Regions from separate parts of the Homo sapiens genome. Here regions 1, 3 and 4 are each linked to region 2. Evidence: chromatin contacts called from ENCODE Hi-C data. All regions are on one chromosome and are shown on one strand. The core of a region is the stretch at or near the end of the contact, and the rest is flanking DNA. Distances in the headings are between cores, read along the strand shown. Region 1 holds the start of ARV1 (ARV1 fatty acid homeostasis modulator). Region 2 holds the start of CCSAP (centriole, cilia and spindle associated protein). Region 3 holds the start of ARF1 (ARF GTPase 1). Region 4 holds the start of SPRTN (SprT-like N-terminal domain).

Region 1 (5,955 bases), core at 2,633-5,132, 1.6 Mb before region 2:
AAAGGAAAGGAGATTGGGATGAAAAATACACGTGGGCGATCAGGCTGAGGATCTTGCTGACTCCAAGTTCGGCAGGGAAGAGACCAAAGTATATATGAGTAACCACTTAGAAACTCTGGAGATTATGTCACAACACATGGTCTAATGTTTAAAAACTTCTTACTTTTTGTATCTCAGAGGTTGGAGGGCCTTTAAAATAATTCATTGCTTCATGGTTTAATTTTTTAGTCTGGCATCAACAAAATGATTTTCCCTGAGTCGTGCTATTATGGCCTAAAGTTTAGTATGCATTAGCATGATAGCGACAAGGCCATTAGACACTCTGTCTCATTATGGAATGACTGTGGACAATAACGAATCCATAAAGTACTGTGCCACCATTCAATATTCCAAATATAACTCCAAAGTCCATCTCTTGGGAGAAAGAGTATCATGTTAGGGAACAAAGGGGAGGGGGTAAGTGAATGTTGACCTAAACAGCTATCCAATAATTATTTTGCCTTTCCATAAACAAAATAAACACCTGCTGTTTAGCAAAGGGATTTTGTTAGCTTAATGCCAACAAAAAGAGATTTTTTGTATTATTGAAGACTACTAACTAAAATGCATATACAAATACCAGCTTTTCTTCAGACCATATTCAGTTATGTGGTTATCATCTTCCAAACTGACCATTTAATTGGACCAGTCCAAAAGTTATTAAGTTTAGACCACATATAAGATCTTGTTCTCTTCCTCCTACCTGGATGGCCAAGCATATGCTAATCTAAAAACCTGGAAGTGATACATTTATTCAACAGACATTTACTGAGTGGCTACTAAATGTCAGTCGCTGTTCTGGGTGATACAGCTACATTAATGAATAAAACAGAGAGAATGTCTGTCCTTGTGTAGCTTACTTTCCAGTAGGAGAAGACACACAACATTAAGTCAATTATATACAAGATTACAAGAAGATAGGTGCTATAGAGAAAGATAAAGCTGGGAAGCATATCATACTTTTCAATAGGGTAGTCAGAGTAGACTCTCTGAGATGTTTGAAGGAGGTAAGGGAATTAGTCACGCAGATACCTGATAGAAGAGTGCTCCAGGCATTGTGCAAAGGCCTTGAGGAAGGAACCTGCCTGGTCTGAGAAACACCAGGATGCCAGCGGGACTGCCGGTAAAATAAAGAAGGGAAAGAGTAGCAGGAGACTCCATAGGGCCTTATAAGCCAGTTCAGGGATTCAGGCCTTAACTCTGAGATGGAAAATCATCAGAAAGTTTTGGTCAAAGAGATGATATGATCTAAATTACATTTTTAAAGGATCAGTCCCTGGCTACTGTGTGGAGAGAAGACTGAAGAGGTACAAGGATGATGTAGGGAGACCAGATAGGAGTTACAACAATAGTTCAGGTAGACATCATGGTGGCTTGGATGAGGATTGTAGCAGCAGGAGTAGTGAGAAGTAGTGGATTCTGAACATAATTTGAAGACAGAACAGGATTTGCTGAATACCTGAATATGGGATGTGAGAGGAAGAGTAGAAATAGGGATGACACCAAGGTTTCTTGGTCTTAGGAGTTAAAATGGTAAAGTTGCCATTAACTGTGATGGGTATATTTGAGCTGTCTATTGAAATCCAAGTGGAGAAGTCAAGTAGGTAGTTGGACATTTAAGTCTGGAGTTCAGGGAAGAGGTTCAGGGTAGAAATATAAATTTGGAAATTGTCAAAATTTTGACGGTATTTAAAGCCATGAGACAGAATGAGCTCTTCAAGGGAAAGCATGCAGACAGAAAGAGGCACGATGACTATGCGTTGGAATACACCATGATTAAGAGGTAAGGGAGGTGAAGCAAAAGCAGAAAGGAGATTGAGGGGTAACAGCCAGTGAAGTAAGAAGACAATAAGAAGAGCACTGAATCCTGGGAAGCGCACACAGCATTTCAAGGAGGAGGAAGTAATGAGGTAAAATGCTGCTGATCATTAACTGAGAATCGACTACTGGATTTAGCAAAGTGGAAGTGGTGATCTTAACAAGAACAGTTTCTAATGAAATGCGGGTGGGAATGTGACTAAAGCAGGTTCAAGAGAAACTAGGAAAGGAAATAGACAGTACAAACATATCTTAGAAGGTCTGCTTTCTAATTAAGAAGAAAAAGAGCAGAAGCTAAAGGGGGAAGTGGCAGCAAGTGTATTTTGTTGGTGGTGTTGGTTTTTTTTTTTTTTTTGATGGAAGAAGTAACAGTATGCATGCTGGTGGGAATGATCCAGCAGAAGGCAGAAGAAGACAGTACAGTAAAGAAATAACAAATGCTAGTATTGGGTTTATGTTGTTGCAAACCTGGTGGAAGTTCTCTTCTGTTTTCGCAGTGGCTCATGCCTGTAACCCCAGCACTTTGGGAGGCCGAGGTGGGTGGATCATTTGAGGTCAGTTCAAGACCAGCCTGGTCAACATGGTGAAACCTGGTCTCTACTAAAAATACAAAAATTAGCCCGGCGTGGTGGTGCAGGCCTGTAATCCCAGCTACTTGGGAGGCTGAGGCAGGAGAATTGCTTGAACTTGGGAGGCAGAGGTTTTAGTGAGCTGAGAGTGCCCCACTGCACTCCAGCCTGGGTGACAGAGGGAAACTCTATCTCAAAAAGAAAGAAAGAAAGAAAAAAAAAACCGAAATAAGATTGCCAGAAATCATGAAAGGCCTATATGAGGTTAATCGTCACAAATTTGTTTTTCCCCAGCAACGTACTGCTGCATGGGTACAGGGACAAGACCAGGCAATATGTTGGATTTAACAAGGGTTGACATTTTGACAAAAGAGGGAAAGTACTTGAGAGAGGAACAGGAAATTGAGGTTGTATGCATCAGAACGTTATGTGGTTGGCAGATTATACAGGTATACACTCAGTTTGTCAATTCTCTTGTATATTACTACAGACCATAATTTACTAAAGAGATTAGAAAATCACAAGATCTGAAATGGGACAAAAATGTACTGTCTATTCTGTGACAGGTTCTTTGCTAATTAATACCCCCAAAGAACCTCCAACTTTGTAGACTCTTTAAACATAAGATTATTCTCTCTGCCGTAAAATAAAGAAGGGAAAGAGTAGCAGGAGACTCCATAGGGCCTTATAAGCCAGTTCAGGGATTCGGGCCTTAACTCTGAGATGGAAAATCATCAGAAAGTTCAAGGTATTCTACGAACACCTTGAAATGAGAATTTTTACTTCCTCACTTTTGGGTTTTGTACCACCAACGTCTAGCATAGTGCTTTGTACACCGTAGACATCCAATAACGACAATTGATGAAACCTTTAAAAAGCATCGTAGGTGAATTCAACATGGGTTGTGGAGGGTAAGGATGGTACCATCTCTCTGTCAAAGGGAGAAGAGCTAGAAGGAAGTAGCTTTGGCATGAACCAAAATGTCAACCTAATTGATCTTTAAATTTCTCTGCAAAATGCCCACATCTACCTCTGTCTGTCGGTCCGGTCCGTTCGCCGGCTTAGGTCATATCACCCAAATATGCCCCAGTATGAGAAAAGCGCTGTCGGGTAGCTGAGTTCTCTATCAGTACAGATATTCATGCAAAGATCCCGGGCGGGAATGTCAACTACCGAACTAAAGACTGTATCAGAGGACCCTGCTCCTCGCGGTCCCCAAATCCCGCCGCGCCATTTTCTTCTCAAGGGCACCCCACACCTGACAACTCACACAGATGGTTATCTTCAGCACACCGTGGTTATAGTCTCGGTACAACTCTTTGGCCTCCTGGTTGCATTCGATGCACCTGTACTGGCAGGAGGCCGAGGCAGCAGTAGGAGTCGCTGCCACCCCATCCACGTTCCCCTTCCCCTGCTGCAGGCCGCTCCGCCCGCCGTTGCCCATTTCCACTCAACTGCAGTCCAGAACTTCCGATTCTGTGGAGGGTAAGACGTCAGACGCCAGACCGGAAGACTTGCGCCGCGCGGGCTTATTGGGATTCGTAGTCCCGGCACCGGCAAGGCGGCCCCGGGCTGGCCGAGCTGGGACTACCATTCCCAGCACACAATGCTTCTCCCCTTGTCCCGCCCCCTTGCCACGGTCCACCTGCCCGCCGTAGGTTAGAGGCGGGGAGGCCTGAGAGCCGGGCAAGGGCTGTCGCGCATGCGCCTTGAGGGAAGATGGCACCTGCCGGCTGCTGCTGCTGCTGCTGCTTCTGGGGCGGCGCTGTGGCCGCCGCGGGCGCCGCCCGGCGTGTCCTGCTGCTGCTGCTGCTGGGGGTCCTGTCCGCCGGGCTGCGGCCAGGCGCCCTGGCCACCGAGCACTACTCGCCGCTCTCCCTGCTCAAGCAGGAGCTGCAGCACCGGCAGCAGCAGGAGGCCCCGGCGGGCGGCGGCGGCTGCAGCCCGCAGTCCGGGGACTGGGGGGACCAGTACTCTGCCGAGTGCGGCGGTGAGTGGGCGGCGGCGGGCGTCCGAGTCGGCCGGGGCGGCGGGGCAGCGGGGCTGGGGTCCCGGGCCGGGGTACGGGTCGCCCGGGCCTCACGCCTCCGGCTGCGGCGCGCGATCCGCGGGAGCCGGCTCGGCCAGGGGTCCTGGCGGGCAGCTTCCCGCCGCTGCCACCCACGCCGCCGCGCGCCCTCCTGCAGCCGCCTTTGGGCAGGGCGGCGAGTCGAGAAATGAGCTGACAGCATGCTCCTGGGGCCAGGGCGGCCTCTCTCCTGAGTCTGAAGCAACTGTTGGAAGGGTGGCGGAGGAGATGGCAGGTGGCCCGGGGCAGCCCTGTTCCCGCCGCCGGCCTCCCGAGGATGCCGAAGGGGCGAGGGAGGGGCGGGCGGACGAGCAACCAGCCCGGCGGCTTGCGGAGCCCGCCCCCGGAGGGAGACGCCTGGCACATCTTAGGCCTGGAAATCAGGCTTCCTGACCTCCCGGGTTAATGTCTCGTATACAACAGTTCCTAAAAATTGGATCCCTGGAATGGAAAAAAAGAGCAAGCCCATCTTATCTGCTCGTTGACATCTTGCTTCCAGTTGTTTAAGATCAACCTGCGATCTGTCAGGTGTCTCCCAGAGGGAAAAAAGGCCCCTGCAGGCCTTGAGCCTGTGTGTCAGTGCCGTGTGTGTATTGGAGCTACGCCAGCTCATTCATTAAGAATGGGCGCTATTGGCTTCAGTTTAATAAATCATAGCAGATGCCTCTGGGACAAAATACGTGTGTACATTTTTTTGTTTTGAAGTTCTGTCGTGGGTCTTTTTACCCATCAATCTCCTCCCTTTCTCTTTCCCCCTTCTCTATGTGAGTTCCCTTATGGCTTGCTTTGGGAAGGACCGGGGTCTACCGAACCCACTGGGAGATGGTTGCTTTTAAGACTTGGCAGTGGTTTTCTTCGGCATTGTGTACCTGGGAAAACAATACCTTTTTTTTTTAGTTGAGATGAGACGTCAAGATTAGCACAATCTGATTTCCTTTTAGTACAGTCTGACTTCCTTGAGGAAGTGTCACTCACTGAGAGGTTTGTGACTTTTTTATTTTGCGGTAGGCCTTAGCTGGTAACGGCGTAAGTAACACGGCCAGCCTTGCACGGTGGAGAAAGAATGGCATTTACTTACCTCTGTCACTTTCTGTATCTCTGAGCAAGTGAATTACCTGTCTTTGTAAAATGCCTCCTCTGTAAGTGGAAAACACTGTTCACCTAATTGTGGGGTTTTATTTTCCTCACGAGGGTGCTGTGAGGGAAATGAGAAGTAGCCGACATATATTGAGTGCTTGCTGTATGCCAGGTGCTGTTATAAGTGCTTTAGGTCTATGAGCCTAGTATATTAGTCTATCAGAAAAACAATAACCACCTCATTAGATGGTGGCTCATTTTCTCAGATGAACAAACTGAAACATAGTGAAATTGTCATCTTCTTGAGATCCCACAGCTGCCAAAGGAGGAACCCATGAAGTCGGGCTCCAGACAAAGCCTTTGTCCTAACCATTAAGTGGTTGT
Region 2 (6,595 bases), core at 2,003-4,502:
GAACAGGCAGCCTCACAGGGACATGAAGGCTGTCCACCTCTCGGGGGGTGTGGCTGAACCTCTTGGAGCCCTTCCACCCTAAGCCTCTGGCACTATCACTCCCTCAGCTTGCCAGCCCATCCTATCTCAATAATTTTCTTCTTCTGAGCCAGGGGAGGCCATCCTCCGAGGGCTTCCTCAACTTCCCTCTTCCTTGCTTCTGAGAAAAAGCTGATCTTCCAACTCACATGCTGTGTACCCACTCCTCCTGACTCCTCCCCAATTCACGTGCTCTGTACCCACTCCTCCCACACAGTGCTCCTTCCATCCACTGCCCTCTCCTTCCCATTTGTCTCTGGATGGTGCTGTTCTCTCTCCCTCTCTCTCCCCCCGTCCCCAGCCCCCGACTGCCCCTTCCAAATACAAACATACTCAGGAGACATCCGCTATCTACTTGACACTTTTTATGAATTCCCATGCCAGTGTAGAACCTAGAAAAGCCAGATATTTGCAAGCCTCTCTTGTAAATAGGGTGCAGTCGCTCAGGTTAGAGTGCAGTGGTATGATCTCAGCTTACCTCTGCCTCTCAGGTTCAAGTAATTCTCCTGTCAGCCTCCGGAGTAGCTGGGACTACAAGCATGCACCACCAAGTCCAGCTAATTTTTGTATTTTTAGTAAAAATGAGGTTTCGCCATGTTGGCCAGGTTGGTCTTGAACTCCTGACCTCAGGTGATCCGCCTGCCTTGGCCTCCCAGAGTGCCCTTATATTTGTGTGTGTGTGTGTGTGTGTGTGTTGTGTTGAAGATTGTAAAATATGCCCGCAAATTCCTTCACCCGGTATGCAATCCCTTTTGGAATGTGAATTTGCTGCTCCTCTTATGCAGAAGGGAAGTTCATTTCTCTCCCTTGACTCTTAGCCTTGTGATTTCTTTGAACGTGAGAATGCAGCAGGAGATGTATATGACCTTGAGATGCCAGTCCAGGCTTCTGGAGGATGTGACCAAGACGGCCCAGCCCACAGCCCACCCCACTGCCAGTTATGTAAGGGAGGTGTACTAGTTTGTTTTGTGCTGTTATAAAGGAATACCGGAGGCTGGGTAATTTATAAATAAAACAGGTTTATTTGGCTCATGGTTCTGCAGGCTATACAGGAAGCACAGTGTCAGCATCTGCTTCTGGTGAGGCCTCAGGGAGCTTCCAATCATGGTGGAAGGGGAAGGGGAGCTGTCATGTCACATGGAGAGAGAAAGGGAGTGAGAGAGAGAGAGGAGGACATGCCAGGCTCTTTTTGAACAACAAGCTCTCATGCAAACTAAAAGAGTGAGAACTCACTCGTTACTGAAGAATGGCACCAAGCCATGCATGAGGGATCTGCCCCCATGACCCACACACTTCCCACTAGGCCCCACCTCCAACATTGGGGATCAATTTCAACTTCAGATTTGGAGGAATTATCCCAACTATATCAGGAGGTCATCTTGAAACTTCCAGCCCTGCTGTCTCTCCATCAGAATCCAACTGCGGAGGAACTGCCCAGCTAACCCTCAGAATCATAAGAAATAATAAATCTTAGCTGTTTTAAACCACTGAGTTTTGGAGTGAATTATGCAGCAAAAGCTGAAACCGATGGTGTCCTGCATGTCCCATAGAACTACATATAACCATTTCCCCACCTTATTCAATCTTTATTAAGGCTACTTTGGTTGCAAACATCAGAAACCAACCCCAGCCAGCTTAAACAAAAGGAAAGTGCATTAGAATGTCCCTAATGTAAGTCAAGGAACAGAAAATAAAGTTGGGAAGGGGAGAAATCATGGCGTCCGCGGACTCATTAGCAGCAGGGTATCCTGGAGTTTCCGTCCAGAAAACTGCCATTAACACAATCCCGTGCTAATGATTGGACTAGTAACTTCAAGTTTTCAGAGCAGACGGTCTGACCCGCCCCATTTGGGCCAGTAGCCGCCTCTGAATCATTTAGCTATGATGAGGTGGGCGGTGGTGGTGGGAGGCAGGATGCGGACACGTAGAAAGTAGGTGAATTCGTGGGAATCCTGACGTGGAAGCCGTGAGCGCTACTCACGGCCTGGGCTTGCTTTTTAACTGCTATATATATATTTAGATTTTCCAAAAGTTTTTTCCTTTCAAATCTTTTTGCAGCTACTGTATCAAGGCTCTTTTTTTAAGAAAGGGAAAATAGTGCAGGACCACTTCTGAAACTGTAACAAATGGGGCAACGTTGTATTCTTCTGTACAATGTAACTGGATCTGTGAAGGTTTTTATTTTTTATTTTTTATTTTTTTTGAGACGGAGTCTTGCTCTGTCGCCCAGGCTGGAGTGCAGTGGCGCAATCTAGGCTCACTGCAAGCTCCGCCTCCCGGGTTCACGCCATTCTCCTGCCTCAGGCTCCCGAGTAGCTGGGACTACAGCCGTTCACCACCACGCCGGGCTAATTCTTTTTATTTTTATTTTTTTAGTAGAGATGGGGTTTCACTGTGTTAGCCAGGATGGTCTCGATCTCCTGACCTCGTGAGCCACCCGCCTCGGCCTCCCAAAATGCTGGGATTACAGGCGTGAGCCACAGCGCTCAGCCGGATCTGTGGAGGTTTTATGAGCAAAAAGGGAAAACAGTGCGGGGCCACTTTTGAAACTGTAACAAATGGGGCAACGTTGTATACTTCTGCACAAAGTAACTGGATCTGTGAAGGTTTTATGTGTAAAAAGGGAAAAGAGTGTGGGGCCACTTTTGAAACTGTAACAAATGGGACAACTTTGTATACTTCTGCACAACGTAAGTTAATCTGTCAAGCTTTTATGTGCAAACGAATCTCTGAGCGAGTGAAATGGTTTTGATCAAAATCTAAAAGAATTTGGGGAGTGTAGATATAAAAGGGAGTTAAAGCCAGAGTAACAGGTGTTGTGAACACAGAGAGGAAGAACCGGTAGGTTTCGAGTGAGGACAGAGAGTGTCGCCCCCGGCCGCAGCCTGGGGGGGCTGCATATCTGGAGGGATCATCTCTTGCCCCTAACTGACGACTCCTGCAGAGTGACGCGTGCCTGGGACAGCGTCTGCTGGGACCAGGGTGGACGGGCACCTCAAATAAGTGGGCCAGGGACCTGGGCCTGGGCCCCTCGGACTGGCAGGCACGCCCGCACCCCCGCGCCTCGCGCTCTCTACGGAAGCAGCCGCCCCCACGGAGCGGGCGGAGGCCCGGGGGCCGGGAGCGCGCGTGGAGGCTCCGGGACTGAGGCGGCGCCACCGCCTCCCGCCTGCAGCTGGAGCGCGGGCCGCCGCGGCGACATCTTGCTCAGGAGGAAAGCGCGCGGGAGAGCGAGCTGCGCTTTAGCTGCTGCGCCACGCGCGCCTCGGGCCTGGGCGCAGAGGATCGGCCGGGCGCGGCGGGAAGGAGGTAAGGCAGCCCCGCGGGACCGCACGCCTAGCTCAGGGGACGCCTCCGGAGACCCCAGGACCACCCGATCACGGGCCCCGCCGCTCCCCTCCCTCGCTCCTCCTCCCGCTCAGCCCCAGTCTCCTGCGGTCCCCTCGCCCCAGCCCGCAGCCTCCCTGCCTTCCGCCCACTGAGCAGCCCTCCTCGGCGGCGCGCCCCTCGACCCCAGCAGCCCCGGTCCCCGCCTCTGCTCTTGGTCCCGGCCGCCGGGTGAGGCCGCCCCCGCCCCGCCCCCTCCCCGCCCTCGCCGGGACCCGCCCCCTGCTCCCGTCCGGGCGGGGCTCCGGGTTTAAACGTCGCGGCGGGCAGGGCCGGCGGAGGGGCGGGGCGGCCTCTGTGTCGTGTACCGGGTCCCGTAGGCTGCGGGCAGCGAGGAGCGGCTGGCGCTCGAGGCGGCGGACGGCACCATGTCCCCGGGGAGCGGGGTGAAGAGCGAGTACATGAAGCGCTACCAGGAGCCGCGCTGGGAGGAGTACGGGCCGTGCTACCGCGAGCTGCTGCACTACCGCCTAGGCCGCCGGCTGCTGGAGCAGGCGCACGCGCCCTGGCTCTGGGACGACTGGGGCCCGGCCGGCTCCTCGGAGGACTCGGCGTCGTCAGAGTCGTCGGGCGCCGGGGGCCCCGCACCCCGGTGCGCCCCGCCCTCGCCCCCGCCGCCCGTAGAGCCGGCGACCCAGGAGGAGGCGGAACGGCGGGCGCGCGGGGCCCCGGAGGAGCAGGACGCGGAGGCCGGGGACGCGGAGGCCGAGGACGCGGAGGACGCGGCTCTGCCAGGTACCCGGCCCGGAGGGGAGCGCGAGGGGCCTGCACGCAGGGACGGTTTGCTCTAAGCTCTGAGCAGCTGATCTCTTATTTCTTGCGCCACTCGGGGCTGGCTCTTCCTTTTTTTTTTTTCGGTTGACAGAATCCGTCTCTCTTGACAAAATAGGGAAGGTGGCAGCCTTTGCCACCCTTTATTTCCTTAATTAGGTGGCTTTCGGTCGAGCCAGCGGTGAACTCAATTGAAGCGCCGCTGGCTGAGTCTGGGGTCTTTCCTCGCGGGCCTCTGCGGCTTGGCAAACCTCTGAATCCCATCTTATTTCTTGGCGAACCACTGAGTCCCATCTGCTTATTTCTAGGCGCCCATTTTTGATCAGAGGAGCCCCAGCTTTAATCAGATTCTCAAAGGTAACCCAAAAGGTTAAGAACCACAGAGCTAAGCTTTGTCTGATGAATGGGGCCATTGTTTTCCGTATTAACTCCCCGACCTCGCTACGCTGTCCCTAAAGAATATTTTGCATTTGTTTACGTGGAGTGTTGAATAACTTGGCTGTGAGAGCATCTTTATAAGTGCTAGGGCCTCTCCCCTTCCGTCCCTCCCCATCCTCCCTCGCCTGTCCAGATCCGAAAGCGCCGGTGGCGCTGCGCGTGTTTTCAAGGCATGGCCCCTTCACCTTCTTTCCTGCCCAGAGGCTTGCAGGGCTGGGGACCCAGTTGAACGCCTCAGTACAGCCTGGAGTAACCAATGGTTCCTTCCAGATCACTGGATTTTAAAAAGGCTCGAGTGAGGAAAACATGGAAAATGTATTGGGAGCCTGTTAGACATTCAGTCACTGATCTGGGAATATGTATGTTGTCATTTAATATTCAAAACAATCCCAAAAGAGACCATGTTGTAATCTTTTTTTTTTTTTTTTTTTGAGACGGAGTCTCGCTCTGTGGCCCAGGCTGGAGCGCAGTGGCGCGATCTCGGCTCACTGCAACCTCTGCCTCCCGGATTCACGTCATTCTCCTGCCTCAGCCTCCCGAGTAGCTGGGATTACAGGCACGCGCCACCACGCCCGGCTAATTTTTGTATTTTTAGTGGAGACGGGGTTTCACCATGTTGGTCAGGCTGGTCTCAAACTCCTCACCTCGTGATCCGCCCGCCTCGGCCTCCCAAAGTGTTGGGATTACAGGAGTGAGCCACCATGCCCGGCCCTAATCTCAGTTTTATAGATGAAAAAACGGAAGCTCAGGATCAGTGACTTTATTCATTTATGTGTTTATTTTTGTTTACCCGATTGCAAGCCAATCAGACTCTTCCTGGCTTCTCTGTGAGAGGCTGAGGAGGAGATGAAATTTCGGCTATGAGCCGGGTTGCTTTGCTCTTGGTTTTACCATCTTCAGCTATTTTCAGCTCATCATCGGAGGCAGGGCTGCCTCCTCCCATCATGATGTTACTTGTGAATCCCCACAAATCCTGATGCTTCAGTGATCACTGCTAGAAATGCAAATAACAGAAGGTGGAGGGGGTAGGGAACATGCCTTCCAGATTATTCCTGTGGGTACTGATCTGCTAGCTAAATTGAGATGTACTTTATCAGGCTAAATGGCTTTTCTCTCCCCGATCTTTTATTGTTTGTGATGGAGTTGTCAAATATTTGCATGCAATATAAATACAATTTTTAGGCAGCGTTGTGATATGGATGGTGCCTGTATTTACCAGCTCAGGTAAGCTCTGAGTTCATGATTATTTTGGTTTCCTTAAATATAGCGTCCTCTCAGTTATTTCTTCCCTGCTAACGTTTCTGGTTTAGGCATCAGGAAGAAGAAAGGATGTTTTCTGCTTTCAGGACTCAATCGCAGCATCTTTTGTTTTGCTCCTACCCGTAAGGCCCTCTTGACTCCTGTGTTGCTTGCACAAGATTAAATATCCTGGTTTTTAAGTGGATGGTTTTAAATACTAGTGCAATGAGCACTCTTTTGAGTTTCTATAAAATATAAAATTTTTTACTTTCCCTGAAGCCATAGATGCACATAGAATCACGTAGTTCTGTCTGACTTATTACAAAAGCACATCAGCCCTATGCCATACATAACACCCTGGTTTTTCCTTTGGTATTTATTTCTGTATCTCCAAGTAACATGGCTTTTATTGACATGTGATTGTTTTTTTTCAGTTTTTAACATTATCTATTGACTTTAATTCTTTTTTACTGCTCTCCTCACCCACACACACACGGCCCATCTCCACACCTGCACAATACAGTCCTCATAGAGTTTGTTGGATTCATAATTAGTATGTACCGTATTGTGCCCATGGAAAAAGTTACTCAAAGCTGACCCATACTATTTCCCATGATTCCCTTTTTTCTTTCACAATACAACCAACACATCAGGTTCACTATCACTCTTGTCATCTTAAGAT
Region 3 (6,589 bases), core at 1,522-4,021, 1.3 Mb after region 2:
TGACAGGACCCTGGGGGAGGACCTGAGAGCCTCCTGGGAACAAAGAGCATCCAGGACATGTCTGTCAAGTCGCTAACAAGGTCATCTGACCCACCTGAGAATGTGAAACTACCTATCTGGACGGTGCGGCAGCTGCGCAGCTGTAAGGCAATAAATGCAACTATGCCTTAGAGAGCTTGTAACAATCACAGGAGAATATTAACCTGAGGATGAAGGCAAGTCCTGGAATCCCAACATGAAGGGGCCAAATCTTTTCCAAAAGACCACTTCAGACGCTACGGGCAGAATGCCCCTACCAACCATCCACGCCAATGAGGAGCAGGCACAACACAGAAAACACAAGTTCTCATAATTTAAGATCCCCACTGCGAGGCCTTTTCGTGTTTCTCTCCCAATTATCTTTGACAGTGCACTCTATTTCCTTTCACCCTCTTGAATTTACGGAGGTGAAAGGTCAAGGGGAGAGAATGCCTATGAGAGACAGTATGGGCCCGCCAGCCCAGGCTGGCTGCAGCCTCTTGCTCAGGAGAATGGTCACAGCTCAGGAAGAAGTGTGTAGGAAAGCTTGGTGGAGCCTGGCCTGTGAGTAACAGCAGGTTTAAATACACCAAGGAGACATTTAATTTGAAGAATCTAAAAAGAACTGCTTCAGTTCTCTGAAACCATGGTCATATACTACTCCACGTGTGAACTTGCACAAGTTTTTTTCTCTTAGGTCTACTTCCATGATCACCGCAGCGGCTGACAGTCCATATTAAATTCTACTGAACTGAAAAATGAAAGGTCAAATGCATCTTCCTATAGTTTCAAGCCTGTCTGGTCCGTAGGGGCAGATGAGCAGTTGAAGATGTCTGAATGTCCTCTCCATATTGTGCAAGAGGTACAGCCCATAGCTAGACCACATGATGTACAAAACCAGAACTGTGAGGGGCACAGAACCAGTTTTTGCTTTTCACTCACAGTCATTGTGTGACTCAGCTGTTGTCCAAACCAACTGTTTCAAATCTTTTTCAACTAGCAAATCCGAAAATCTGCCTCACAGGCAACAGCATATTCCTACTGCTGCAGTGATTTGGATTTATTTTCAACAAGATACGCCTGAAGACAAGTGACAGCTATTCTCCAGTCTACCAACATGTGAAAACATGGACAACACACTCTAACAATGTGTCCAATGAGATGTGTGACTAACATTTACACTACTCAATTCTTCTCAATTTTGGACCCAGCTAATAGTACGGCATTTCAGGACCTTATGGTTCTGGCTACCTAGGCAGTGCTGGTGAAAATTCAAATTAAATGAGGACACCATCCATGCGGTCACACGTGTTAGACAATGGCTAACGCAACAGCAGAGGGCCACAGGGGCCGCACACAACTGCACCGCGGCATCTCACACTCCTCCCAACACACTGCGGAAAACGCCAGAACCACCAGCCTTGCAACAGCCGGCAAAGAAAACTGCTGACCACTAGTTCTGAAACAAGAACTACAACTGCCCACTCCAACAGGGGCAGTGGCACCAACTCTACAGCTCTCAACTAGGCGGCGACTTCGGGGACCATCCAAAGCCTCCGACCTCCCTTCTTTTCCTGCCCGCGATTCCGAGTGCATTTCTGCTCAATTCCTGCAAAGCAGCAACTGGCTGCCTGGACTGAAAGGGAGTGCCAGGAGGTGCCGTCGGAATGGTTATTTAACACTCTAGGTGCGCACGGCTGTCCAGCCCCAATCTCACACGCCGTAACCACCCAGGCTGTGCTCCGAGAGAGCGCTGGGGCCGGCCTCTGCGGCCTAGAGTCTGCGAGCAGGTCGTTCCGCAGGCAGGTTAAAGATTCAGGTAGGTTAAAGATTCACCAGCTCAGAAGAGGCCTTCTTATCTACTGCCGACAACGTCAAGGAAACCACCCTGGAGTTAAAGCGAAGATCGACCGGCCCTCTGGAGGCCACCGGTGCCCTGAGTGCTGACCCCAAATTGCGTCTCACTGGTGTGAAGGGAGGCACTCTGGGCTCCCCCGGAGGTCCACGCATTCCGTTCAGCAGACAGGGAAGGGCACGGGGTTCCTGTCCACCTGCCCGCCCGCTCTCACCACCCCTGACCCGGTACCGTCTTCACAGCAAACACGAACTGGATGGAGTCGGGAGGCGAAGATGCAAGCCCCCACCACCTACATGACCTTGACGGCGTCTCAGGCCGCCCGAGCCTCAGTTTCCCGGTCCCCGAGGCGGGGGTCCGCCCGGATGCCGCTCGCTCGCCTGTACTCGGGTGGGGGAGGCCCCACGACCCCCACCGGCCCCCGCGGCCGCTAATCCCAACCGTCCACGCGCGGGCGGCCTCGGGAAACGAGAAAGGCAGAGGCGAGGGAAGCAGGAAGCCCAGGTTTCCTGGAGAAGAGCCCGGCGTCCAAGCGGACTTCCGGGCGACGGGCGGGGGCAGGGACAGGCAGAGGAGGACAAGCGGCCGCGAGCGACTTCGGGAACCTGTGAGGGGTGCGAGGAGCTCACCGACCCGCCCGTCCGCCCAGCCCCGACTCCGGCCGGGCCCCAGCCTCAGCCCGGCCCGTCTGCGTCCGCCCCCGGCCCGGCCCTGTCGCCGCCGCCGCCGCGGGGGTCGACGTGCCCTTCGCGAACCTCAAGTCGCCCCGAGGCCAGTCCCCAGCCCCCGCCGGCTCCAACGTCTCTGCGGCCCACACCGGCCCGCGCCCCTCGCCCTCACCTCAGAGGCTGCTGCTCCGAGCCAGGCGTTGGTTTTGCTCCCACAAGATGGCGGCTCTGACGGCGGCCACGTCAGCGCCTCCGGGCGCGGGGCACGCCGGGTAAGGGGCGGAGACGCCGGGAACTCCGCCCACCGTGCGCCCGCGACGCAGGCGCGCTGGCTCCGGTAGGGCTGCAGGGGGCGGGGCCGGGGACACCCTGCCCCGGGCCGCGGTCTTAGCTCGCGCGCACCCTAGGGGCGCGCACCCGTCTGCGCCTGCGCCTGTGAGTCTTCCGCGAAGACAGCCTGTGGCTCACTCCCGCCCGTTTGGCGTATTTGGAGACTGAGGCCCGGGGGGCTCCTGCAGCAACTGGAGCTGCGGGGCTGGTTGCCACCTTCCTCCTCCCACACCCGGCAGTCACCGGGAGGCCTCGGGGACTGCGTGAGGACGGGGGTGCGAGGCGCCCCTCGCCGGGGTTGGGGTTCCTGGCTCCCAGGCTGCGCGGGTCCACGTGCCCCGGCCCTGTGGAAACCTGTGGCACTCGCGGGGCCACGGCGGAAGGTCCGAAGGCGGGAGGCTTGCTGTGTCCCCGCACTGGCCTCGGCGCCCCGGCGGCCGCAGTGACGCGCGGGCTCATACCTGGGCCCGGAGCAGACGCCGGGGAGCTGGCCGCAGATGAAGCAAAGGAGGAGGTGGCCTGGGGACCCCGGGGTGAGGCGGGGGCCGTGGGGGTGGGGCCCAGGGTTGGGGACGGCCGCCCAGAAGGGAGGTCACAGTGGTCTCTAATGAGCTGGCCTTTAAGCTGAGATCCAGTTGAGGCGGAGGAGATCCCGCTCTCAGGCACCTGAACAGAGGACCGTTGCAGTCCCTCTGTGTTCCGTGTGCTGGAGGCCTGGCTCTGCCCACCACCCTCAGGTCTTCTTGCCTCTTCCCTTGTGCTGCTGTGAGGGGTTGGGCTTGTGGGAAAGTGTCCCTGCAGCACAGTGCCCTGGGTATTGTGGAGGTCGGGAATCAACCTGATTTGTGCAGGCCGAGGCCCGGGGGCAGGGCCTGAGGGGTGGGATCACTGGGCCTGGCCCAGGCCTCCTGCGCCCCTTTGCTGCCCCCATCACCTACGTTGCTTGCCCCTTGGGCAGGGCGTCCTCACTGCCTCTGGAGGCTGCGATGGGCAGATCTCTCCCCCAGGGCTGCACCTGCGGGGGCTACGAAGGTCCCCAAAAGCGGTGACCCTCCTGCCCCCAAATTTAGTCCCTTTTTCTGCCTGGGGCTCCCTTCCGAAATCTCACCTCTGTGAAGCTGTGGCAGGGTTGTCTGTTTAGGGGAAGGACGTCTCCCACCCTACAGGCATCTCAGATACTCTTGGAAAGCCCCAGGGAGGGTTGTGGATGCCTGTGGAACCTTCTGGTTGTGCTGCCTCTCCCTGCTCAGCCAGAGCGGGGCCATGTGCGGACATTTCACGGGGGTTACATGTGGTTATGGCCTCTTTAGGGCTGAAGGGACCTGGCTTTGGTTCTCTGCTGGCAGAGCGTGGCCAGGGGTGGCTCCAGGGTCACTGAGCGGGGATTGTGTGGGAACCAGAGCCTGCCTCCCCTTCCTTTAAAATACTTTTTATTTATTTATTTATTTTTGAGATGGAGTCTTGCTCTGTCGCCCATACTGGAGTGCAGTGACACAATCTTGGCTCACTGCAATCTCCGCCTCCCGGGTTCAAGCAATTCTCCTGCCTCAGCCTCCCAAGTAGCTGGGATTACAGGCGCCTGCCCCTATGCCCAGCTAATTTTTGTATTTTTAGTGGAGACAGGGTTTCACCATGTTGGCCATGGCTGGTCTCGAACTCCTGACCTCAGGTGATCCACCCGCCTCGGCCTCCCAAGGTGCTGGGATTACAAGTGTGAGCCACCGTGCCTGGCCCCTTTAAAATATATATTTTTTAATGTGAAAAAATGCAGACAGGAAAGAGTGTATGTCAGATACATGCACAGTTTAAAAAGTAATAAAATGGATTCCTGTATAGCCAGCCCTAGGGTTAAGAAATGTACCTTCCCCAGCCTGGGCAACATAATCTCTACAAAAATTTTACAAAGATAGCCAGGTGTGGTGGCACACACCTGTAGTCCCAGCTACTTGGGAGGCTGAGGTGGGAGGATCGCTTGGGCCCAGAAGTTCAAGGTTACAGTGACCTAGTAGGACTGTGCCACTGCACTCCAGCCTGGGTGACAGAGTGAGACCCTGTCTGAAAATAATAATAATAAAAAGTCCCTTCCTGCTGATTCTGTGCTCCTGGTTTGGGCTCCCCACCACCACCGGGGCAAAGATGATGTCTTCAGGCCAAACAGGCGCAGGGGAGCCCAGGTAGTCACACCCAGATTTCTGCCCCTGGAAGGAGACCCACTAGGGAGTTAAGAAGTGTCAGGCAGTGAGTTCCTGGGGTAATTGAGGCCCAGGTGCTCCCCCAACGCTGCCTAGGGAGTAGGGATCCCTTTCTCTCTCCTCTGAGGTCCCTGGGATCAGATGAGGTTTAGCCAAGAGGGGTGGGATGAGCTGACTGGAGGGAGGGGTTTGGGGGCCAGGCTGGGCAGGGACCCTCCAGCCTTCGTGGCCGCCTCCATTGTCAGTCTCAAAGACGCCAGCTCAGGTTGGGCTGGGCTTCTCTCCTCTGGGGGTGGCTGCACCCGAGAACCAGGTCAGAGACAGGGATGCCAAACAACAGAACGGGCTGGCCTCCTAGGGAAGGTGGCTGGAAGGACAGATGGGCTGTCTGGGGCAAAGGAGCAGGAATACCCATGTGGGAGACCTAGTAGGCAGCCATTGTGGCTAGGTGAAGGGGACCCCAGCCCACCTCAGGCCTGGCAGGCACTTTGGTCAACCTCTGAGTGCAGGGCTATGAAGTGTGCGGCATTTGAGCCAGGCCACAGATGTTCAGAGAGGTCTCACACGTACCTGATGTCACACAGCTAGGATGGAACCCCTCTGGAGCTTGACTACTCCATGCCCAAGTCTGCTTATTGCCAACACCTTTACTCTTTCCCCAGCCCTGCCCTCCCTCTTGGGGAACAAGCACTTTGGTGCCTCTGCAGACTGCAATGTTATCTTGGATTCCTCCAGTGATGGGGAGCTCACTACTACACCAGGCATCCCAGGACAGAGTTCACCTCTCTGGATATCCTGCCCCACTCTGTCTCCAACATGGTTGCTCTGCCCGCTCTCTCTGTTGGGAGACTCTAGGTGGGCTAAAGCTGGAGAATCACACTGCAAGATGCCAGGGTGTTCTGCAGGGTGGCGCTGCCTCCACCAGAGTCAGTACTTCCTCCTCACGCTCAGGGCTTAGTCCAAACACTCAACCTCTAAGACCTGTGGCAGGAAGAACTCATACCCTTAAAGACTTCTCTGGGGGGTGAGGTGGGGATAGGACCCTGCTGTCCCCTCTGCCTGGCCCTGTTTCCTTCTTCCCCAGACCCCTACCCAAAGCCTACCCTCTGGCTGGTCACACCACAGGACCTGGAGCACGCCACAGGAATTATTACGGCTATGCTGACTGCATGGGCCCTGGGAGAAGCCCCCACCTCCCAGCTCAGGGTGGCCCTGCCCTGCCTTCTGGGCCTGGGCTGGGGTCTGGGGTCATTCGGGAAGCCGGTGGCCAGTGGTGAGGGTCCCAGCGGCTTGCCTGCACTACACAGTGGCTTAGGAAATTACAGTTGAGTTCCGTGAACTCCAGGGAGTTTGCTCACAGTCGTCTGATTTCTGGTCCTTTTAAAGCATCACCTGTTTCCCCTTATATTCACTCCGGCCTCAGTTTCCCCATCTCCTGCCAGCCCTCCAAACCTCAGATGAAAGCCTAGAGCTGCACATGTCCCTCCCCTGGACTAGCTCTCAGGGGACCTTGTTTTCCCAGGCAG
Region 4 (6,501 bases), core at 2,423-4,922, 2.0 Mb before region 2:
CCCCAGGCTGTAGTGCTGTGGTGTGATCTCGGCTCACTGTAACCTCCACCTCCCGAGTTCATGCGATTCTTGTGCGTCAGCCTCCTGAGTAGCTGGTACTACAGGCTGTGTCACCACACGCAGCTAATTTTTGTATTTTTAGTAGAGACGGGGTTTCACCATGTTGGTCAGGCTGGTCTCAAACTCCTGGCCTCAAGTGATCCGCCTGTCTCAGCTTCCCAAAGTGCTGGGATTATGGGCGTGAGCCACCGCACCCAGCCTGATTGTATATTCTTTTTGCTTCTGCTAATTTATGCCTCATAAAATTTAAAGTTATGTTATTACTTTTGGAGAGATTATGTATTGTTGCTTAATAGATTATTTTATTATTATAAAATATCCCACTTTTCCTCTAGTAAAACTTCTTCCCTTGAAGTCTTTAGTCTGATACTAATACTGGTTGAACATCCCTAATTTGACAATCCAAAATCTGAAATGCTCCAAAATCTAAAACTTTTTGAGCACTTACAAGATGATTAAAGGTTAAGTTCTAAGGAAATGCTCACTAAAGCCATTTCAGATTTGGGACTTTTGGATTAGGGAAGCTCAACCAGTAAGTATAATGCAAATATTCCAAAGTAAAAAAAAAAAAAATCTGAAACACTTCTGGTCCCACTTTGGATAATGAGTACTCAACCTTATAGCCACAATAGTTTTCTGCTTTTAAGTGTTTGGATGATTACTTTTCCTCATCCTTTTAAACTTAAAATAAGTGTGTCTTTACTGTAAGCATGTCTCTTTTAATCTAGCATGCCATTCCATGTATTTAATGGAGTGTTTAGTCCACTTACATTTAACTGATATTTTGTTTACACCTACCTTTCTCTTTATCATCTGAGCTCTGTTCTTTTTCATTAATCAAGTATTTCTACTGTACCACTTTACATTTAGTAGCTACTTTTTAAACAAACTGTGGTAAAAAAAATTAACAAAATTCCCCAACTTACCCATTTTTATGTGTACAGTTCAGTGTTGAGTATATTCACACTGTTATGTAATCCATTGCCTTTTATTATCCTTAAAAACAGCATCTCTCATCTCCAAGCATGTTTTAACATGCTTCCCACCCCATGCTCAGAAACTACCACTGTGCTCTTTTGTACAGATAATTCTTTCTTTTTTTTTTTGAGACAGAGTTTCGCTCTTGTTGCCCAGGCTGGAATGCAATGGTACGGTCTCGGCTCACTGCAACCTCCGCCTCCCGGGTTCAAGAGATCCTCCTGCCTCAGCTCCCACTGCTCCATTCTGCTAGCAGAAGTAAGTACCAGCTCTAAATGTGAAGCGTGCCCTCACACTGGTTTGTGCTGCCAGCTCAGCTAGGTGTCCTGAGAGCACAGCAGTGTTGCAGCCCAACTGAGGAGAATCAAAATTTGTGTTTCTCAACAGGAACATGTGGATCCTGTTTTCTCTGTTTCTAAATAAGTAACTTAAGCCAGTTACTTAACCTCTCTGAACCTTAATTTCTTTACTCATAAAAATGAAAACAGCAACACATGAACATAAACAGGGCTGTTGTAAAATCAAAACAGATAATATACCTAGAAGGCTTTTATTTTTTTGAGACAGAGTCTTGCTCTGTCACCCAGGCTGGAGTGCAGTGGCGCGATCTCGGCTCATTGCAAGCTCCGCCTCCTCAGTTCATGCCATTCTCCTGCCTCAGCCTCCCGAGTAGCTGGGACTACAGGCGCCGGCCACCACGCCCGGCTAATTTTCTGTATTTTTTTTTTTGTAGAGACGGGGTTTCACCGTGTTGGCTAGGATGTTTTTGATCTTCTGACCTCGTGATCCGCCCGCCTCGGCCTCCCAAAGTGTCGGGATTACAGGCGTGAGCCAGCGTGCCCGGCCCCTAGAAGCCTTTTTTTTGTTTTTTTTTTTTTTACTATGAAGCACTATAAAAAACATAAGGTGTTCATTATTGTTTGCCCCATAATTCAAGCTTTCACTGAGGGCAAAGTGACTTTTTTTAACGATACATACAGGCGAATTCACAGCAGTCTAAATCATTGACAAGTATTTGTAAATTACTGCGCTAGGAAGCAAGTTTACACGAAAAATACCTCTACAAGATCCTTTCTTGGCCTCAACTTCAAAAGGGGTTCGCTGAGACGGATGGAACACATTCCACCCTTCCCTTCATAGCTGCATATCCCAGCACACCTAGAAAACAATCACCATAAAAATGTGTTACATTGGCCAAATATGCCCAAGTCCTTACACATTCTTGGGCAGTTCACACTAACTCAGTTGGCAGATGGCTTTCATGAAAGTATACCCCCCTTGGTTAGCAGATACTTGCATTTCACCTAATTAATTAGTTACAACCCCCGCGGGCGCCTCCCGCGATGGCTCCGATCCCCGCCGGGCAAGGAAGGAAAGCAGCGTGCTCTCACCACCCTGCTTGAGAAGGTGGAAGGCTGCAGGCACCTGCTAGAGACGCCAGGACCGTACCTGGTGTACAACGGGGACCTAGTGGAATACGATGCGGACCACATGGCCCAACTGCAGCTCCCCTTGCCCTAGCTAGGCTGCAACAGCTCAAAGGCAATCCTATTCTGCTACTCCCAGTCTCCTTCCGACAAGTTACAGTTCGGTGTTATTAACAAGCAGATATCTCCAGTAGCATATCTCCAAAATCATAACAGACGCCTGTATAAAGGAAATTGGTACTTTAAACACAATTTAATATCATATCTTAATTTGTTTGACAGTAGGTTGTTTTCTATCAACTCAAAAACAAGCATGCTGGGATACAACTGTATCTTAAACTTAACCCTGTTCACGTGCAGGAGTAGATTATTATTTCAAATAGGGATTTCTGAAATTTAGCGTGTAGAAAAAGAATCGTTTTAAAAGCATCACTGAAGATCCCCAATGCAACACACGAGCTAACTAAAGTGGGTTTCCTAACGGGAATAGAGGAGGAGAACACACATCCTTTGGCAGTTACTCTGCGTCCTCAGCACTTTCTTAGGTGCAGATTTGGTTGCTTCTCCCTTCTGGGTCCTACAGCACTATCATAAGGCAAATCAGGAACTTGTTATTTTCAAGTGAAGTGAGATTCAAATAAAAATCTCTTTTTTGTTACGGCCCTGAGTCCAACCGTGGCGGTGTGGTCTACACAGCTTTCTTATTGTTCGAGTGGGAGAAAAGGTAAGGAAGACAGAAACACGCCGAGGCAGGAATTGCCAGGTCCAAAACCAGACTCCCCTCATTTAACGCCCCCTGGGACCGTCGGACTAGAGAAAGGAGAGAAAACCAGGGCCGGGGGCTGCAGGAAAGCTGCCAGTCCCGCCTCTTTCCCCAGCGGGGCTCGGAACTCACAGGGTCATTCGCACGCTCCACTTCACCTCGACGGCCTCCAGCTGGCCCCAGAAGAATTGGTCGTTAAACTGAACAAACAGTGCCTGCAAGTCCGGTGTGGGGTCCACCAACTCCCACGACGCGTCCACTAGCGACAGGGACTCCTGGGCATGATCGCGCTCCGCCTCCTGCAAGTTCCACTCCTCCTGAAGCCGCAGTGCCAACATCAAGTCATCATCCATCGTTGCCAGGATCACAGGCGGGGTCCGCCGGCGTCAGGCTGGCTCCCCAGTTACGCCGCGACCCCAAGCCGCCTAGCCGAGGACCAGGACTAGCTCCTAGGAGATGCCGGCTCTCGAGACGGCCCGTCAATCCCGCGAGAGTTCGCGGAAACGCGCTTGAGAACGAGAACGGAGCTTACCCCAAACGCCGAAGCCAAGATTCTAGGGCTTTAAAAAAAGCAGTCAGCATGACACCTCCTAGTGGGCGCAGAACCTGGGCTCACAGGGCTCGGGCCCTACGAAGCTTTCAGGAAGCTAGTTTCAGCCTTTACTCTTTGCCGGTTATTTCAAACCTCAACGTCACGCTCGGTTCATGCGCAGTACCGAAATTTCTCTCGGCCTCTCCCTCCCCTCACTTCCGCAATAGCTCATCTTGCGCATGCGCTTTAACCGATGGCATTGCTGCGCAGGCGCAATGTCTGCGCTCGGCCCACTTGCGCAGGCGCAGTGTCTGACGCTCAGACCCGGCGCAGGCGTACTCGTCTCGTTCCCATTCCTGCTTCCTCAGCCCAGGAGCTCGGTTGGCCTTGGGTGGGTCTAGACAGCCGCGGCGGCTGCGGCGCCGATAGTGACAGTGAGTGCGTGAGACCCGGAGAGAAATGGCGATGGCGATGTCGGACAGTGGGGCGAGCCGCCTGCGTCGGCAGCTGGAGTCAGGGGGTTTTGAGGCGCGGCTGTACGTGAAGCAGCTCTCGCAGCAGTCGGATGGGGACCGGGACCTCCAGGAGCACCGGCAGCGCATCCAGGCGCTGGCGGAGGAGACGGCGCAGAACCTGAAGCGCAACGTCTACCAGAACTACCGGCAGTTCATAGAGACGGCCCGCGAGATCTCCTACCTGGAGAGCGAGATGTACCAGCTCAGCCATTTGCTGACCGAGCAGAAAAGCAGCCTGGAGAGCATCCCGCTTACGTTGCTGCCTGCCGCTGCTGCCGCCGGAGCCGCCGCCGCCTCTGGAGGGGAGGAGGGAGTCGGTGGGGCGGGGGGCCGAGACCACCTCCGAGGCCAGGCCGGCTTTTTCTCCACCCCCGGGGGTGCCTCCCGCGACGGCTCCGGTCCAGGCGAGGAAGGAAAGCAGCGCACTCTCACCACCCTGCTTGAGAAGGTGGAAGGCTGCAGGCATCTGCTGGAGACGCCGGGACAGTACTTGGTGTACAATGGGGACCTAGTGGAATACGATGCGGACCACATGGCCCAACTGCAGCGGGTGCACGGCTTTCTCATGAACGATTGCTTGTTGGTGGCTACCTGGCTGCCTCAGCGGCGTGGGATGTATCGCTACAACGCTCTCTATTCCCTAGATGGTTTGGCCGTAGTCAATGTCAAGGACAACCCGCCCATGAAGGACATGTTCAAGCTGCTTATGTTCCCCGAGAGCCGTATTTTCCAGGCCGAAAATGCTAAAATCAAACGAGAGTGGCTGGAAGTGCTGGAGGACACCAAGAGGGCCCTCAGTGAGAAAAGGCGAAGGGAGCAGGAGGAGGCAGCGGCCCCTCGAGGGCCACCCCAAGTGACTTCCAAGGCCACTAACCCATTTGAGGATGACGAAGAAGAAGAACCAGCTGTTCCTGAGGTAGAGGAAGAGAAGGTGGACCTCTCCATGGAATGGATCCAGGAGTTACCTGAAGACCTGGATGTCTGCATTGCGCAGAGAGACTTTGAAGGGGCGGTTGACCTGCTGGATAAATTGAACCATTACCTGGAAGATAAACCTAGCCCACCTCCTGTAAAAGAACTAAGGGCCAAAGTGGAGGAGCGAGTTCGACAGCTCACTGAGGTGCTAGTTTTCGAACTCTCCCCAGATCGTTCCCTGAGAGGTGGTCCGAAGGCTACTCGCAGAGCAGTTTCGCAACTGATCCGGCTGGGCCAGTGCACGAAGGCCTGTGAGCTATTTTTGAGAAACAGGGCAGCCGCTGTTCATACTGCAATTCGTCAGCTTCGCATCGAAGGTGCCACTTTACTCTATATTCATAAGCTGTGCCATGTCTTCTTTACCAGCCTTCTCGAGACTGCAAGAGAATTTGAGATCGATTTTGCAGGCACTGACAGCGGCTGCTACTCTGCCTTTGTGGTCTGGGCAAGATCAGCCATGGGCATGTTCGTGGATGCTTTTAGCAAGCAGGTGTTTGATAGTAAGGAGAGCCTCTCTACAGCAGCTGAGTGTGTAAAAGTGGCTAAGGAGCATTGCCAGCAACTGGGTGATATCGGACTGGATCTCACCTTCATCATCCATGCCCTTCTGGTGAAAGACATCCAAGGGGCCTTGCACAGTTACAAAGAAATCATCATTGAAGCCACTAAACATCGCAACTCTGAAGAGATGTGGAGGAGGATGAACTTGATGACGCCAGAAGCCCTGGGTAAGCTCAAAGAAGAGATGAAAAGTTGTGGGGTAAGTAACTTTGAGCAGTACACAGGGGATGACTGCTGGGTGAACCTAAGTTACACAGTGGTTGCTTTCACCAAACAGACCATGGGCTTCTTGGAAGAGGCCCTGAAGCTGTATTTCCCAGAGCTGCACATGGTACTTTTGGAGAGCCTGGTGGAAATCATTTTGGTTGCTGTTCAGCATGTGGATTATAGTCTTCGATGTGAGCAGGATCCAGAGAAGAAAGCTTTTATCAGACAGAATGCATCCTTTTTATATGAAACAGTCCTCCCTGTGGTGGAGAAAAGGTTTGAAGAAGGTGTGGGGAAACCTGCCAAGCAACTCCAAGATCTGAGGAATGCATCTAGACTTATTCGTGTGAATCCTGAAAGTACAACATCAGTGGTCTAATGCTTGGGTCTGTTTATATGTGTATATATGCAGAGAGAGAGCTTATATATTATTTATATTTATATTAAGTTGTATTAGCATACTCTATAGTTTCAAACACAACT

What was found. A loop is a pair of places that touch in the nucleus more often than their neighbours do. Pooled maps may share reads with other maps.
Region 1: a loop to region 2 is called in a map of B cell, with 11 times the contacts of the local background. The contact joins the promoter of ARV1 here to the promoter of CCSAP in region 2. A Hi-C loop is called at or near these places in 3 of 168 maps with a recorded cell type or tissue (B cell and naive thymus-derived CD4-positive, alpha-beta T cell), 1 of 37 single-sample maps with no recorded cell type and 8 of 50 pooled maps.
Region 3: a loop to region 2 is called in a pooled map, with 8 times the contacts of the local background. The contact joins the promoter of ARF1 here to the promoter of CCSAP in region 2. A Hi-C loop is called at or near these places in 9 of 50 pooled maps.
Region 4: a pooled map shows a loop between it and region 2 (6-fold over the local background). The contact joins the promoter of SPRTN here to the promoter of CCSAP in region 2. A Hi-C loop is called at or near these places in 6 of 50 pooled maps.

What each region holds. Positions count from the first base shown.
Region 1 is chr1:230,977,021-230,982,975 of GRCh38, reverse strand. ARV1 (ARV1 fatty acid homeostasis modulator) reads right to left here and starts at 3,882. Exons shown (of 6, transcript NM_022786.3): 1 at 3,697-3,882. The coding sequence starts at 3,870. TTC13 (tetratricopeptide repeat domain 13) reads left to right here and starts at 4,115. Exons shown (of 23, transcript NM_024525.5): 1 at 4,115-4,416. The coding sequence starts at 4,146. RefSeq lists an enhancer at 3,651-3,950 and silencers at 4,231-4,490, 4,511-4,800.
Region 2 is chr1:229,339,704-229,346,298 of GRCh38, reverse strand. CCSAP (centriole, cilia and spindle associated protein) reads left to right here and starts at 3,252. Exons shown (of 4, transcript NM_145257.5): 1 at 3,252-3,387; 2 at 3,786-4,200. The coding sequence starts at 3,834. RefSeq lists silencers at 1,803-2,097, 2,944-3,803, 4,004-4,203.
Region 3 is chr1:228,078,890-228,085,478 of GRCh38, reverse strand. ARF1 (ARF GTPase 1) reads right to left here and starts at 2,771. Exons shown (of 5, transcript NM_001658.4): 1 at 2,714-2,771. RefSeq lists silencers at 2,385-2,484, 2,515-3,334, 3,345-3,474.
Region 4 is chr1:231,335,464-231,341,964 of GRCh38, reverse strand. It overlaps SPRTN (SprT-like N-terminal domain), which reads right to left and starts at 3,672. Exons shown (of 5, transcript NM_032018.7): 1 at 3,361-3,672; 2 at 2,097-2,196. The coding sequence starts at 3,581. It overlaps EXOC8 (exocyst complex component 8), which reads left to right and starts at 4,113. Exons shown (of 1, transcript NM_175876.5): 1 at 4,113-6,501. The coding sequence starts at 4,220. The coding sequence ends at 6,397. RefSeq lists silencers at 2,388-2,437, 4,509-4,678 and enhancers at 2,186-3,060, 3,459-3,658, 3,061-3,935, 4,239-4,298, 4,339-4,388 and 1 more.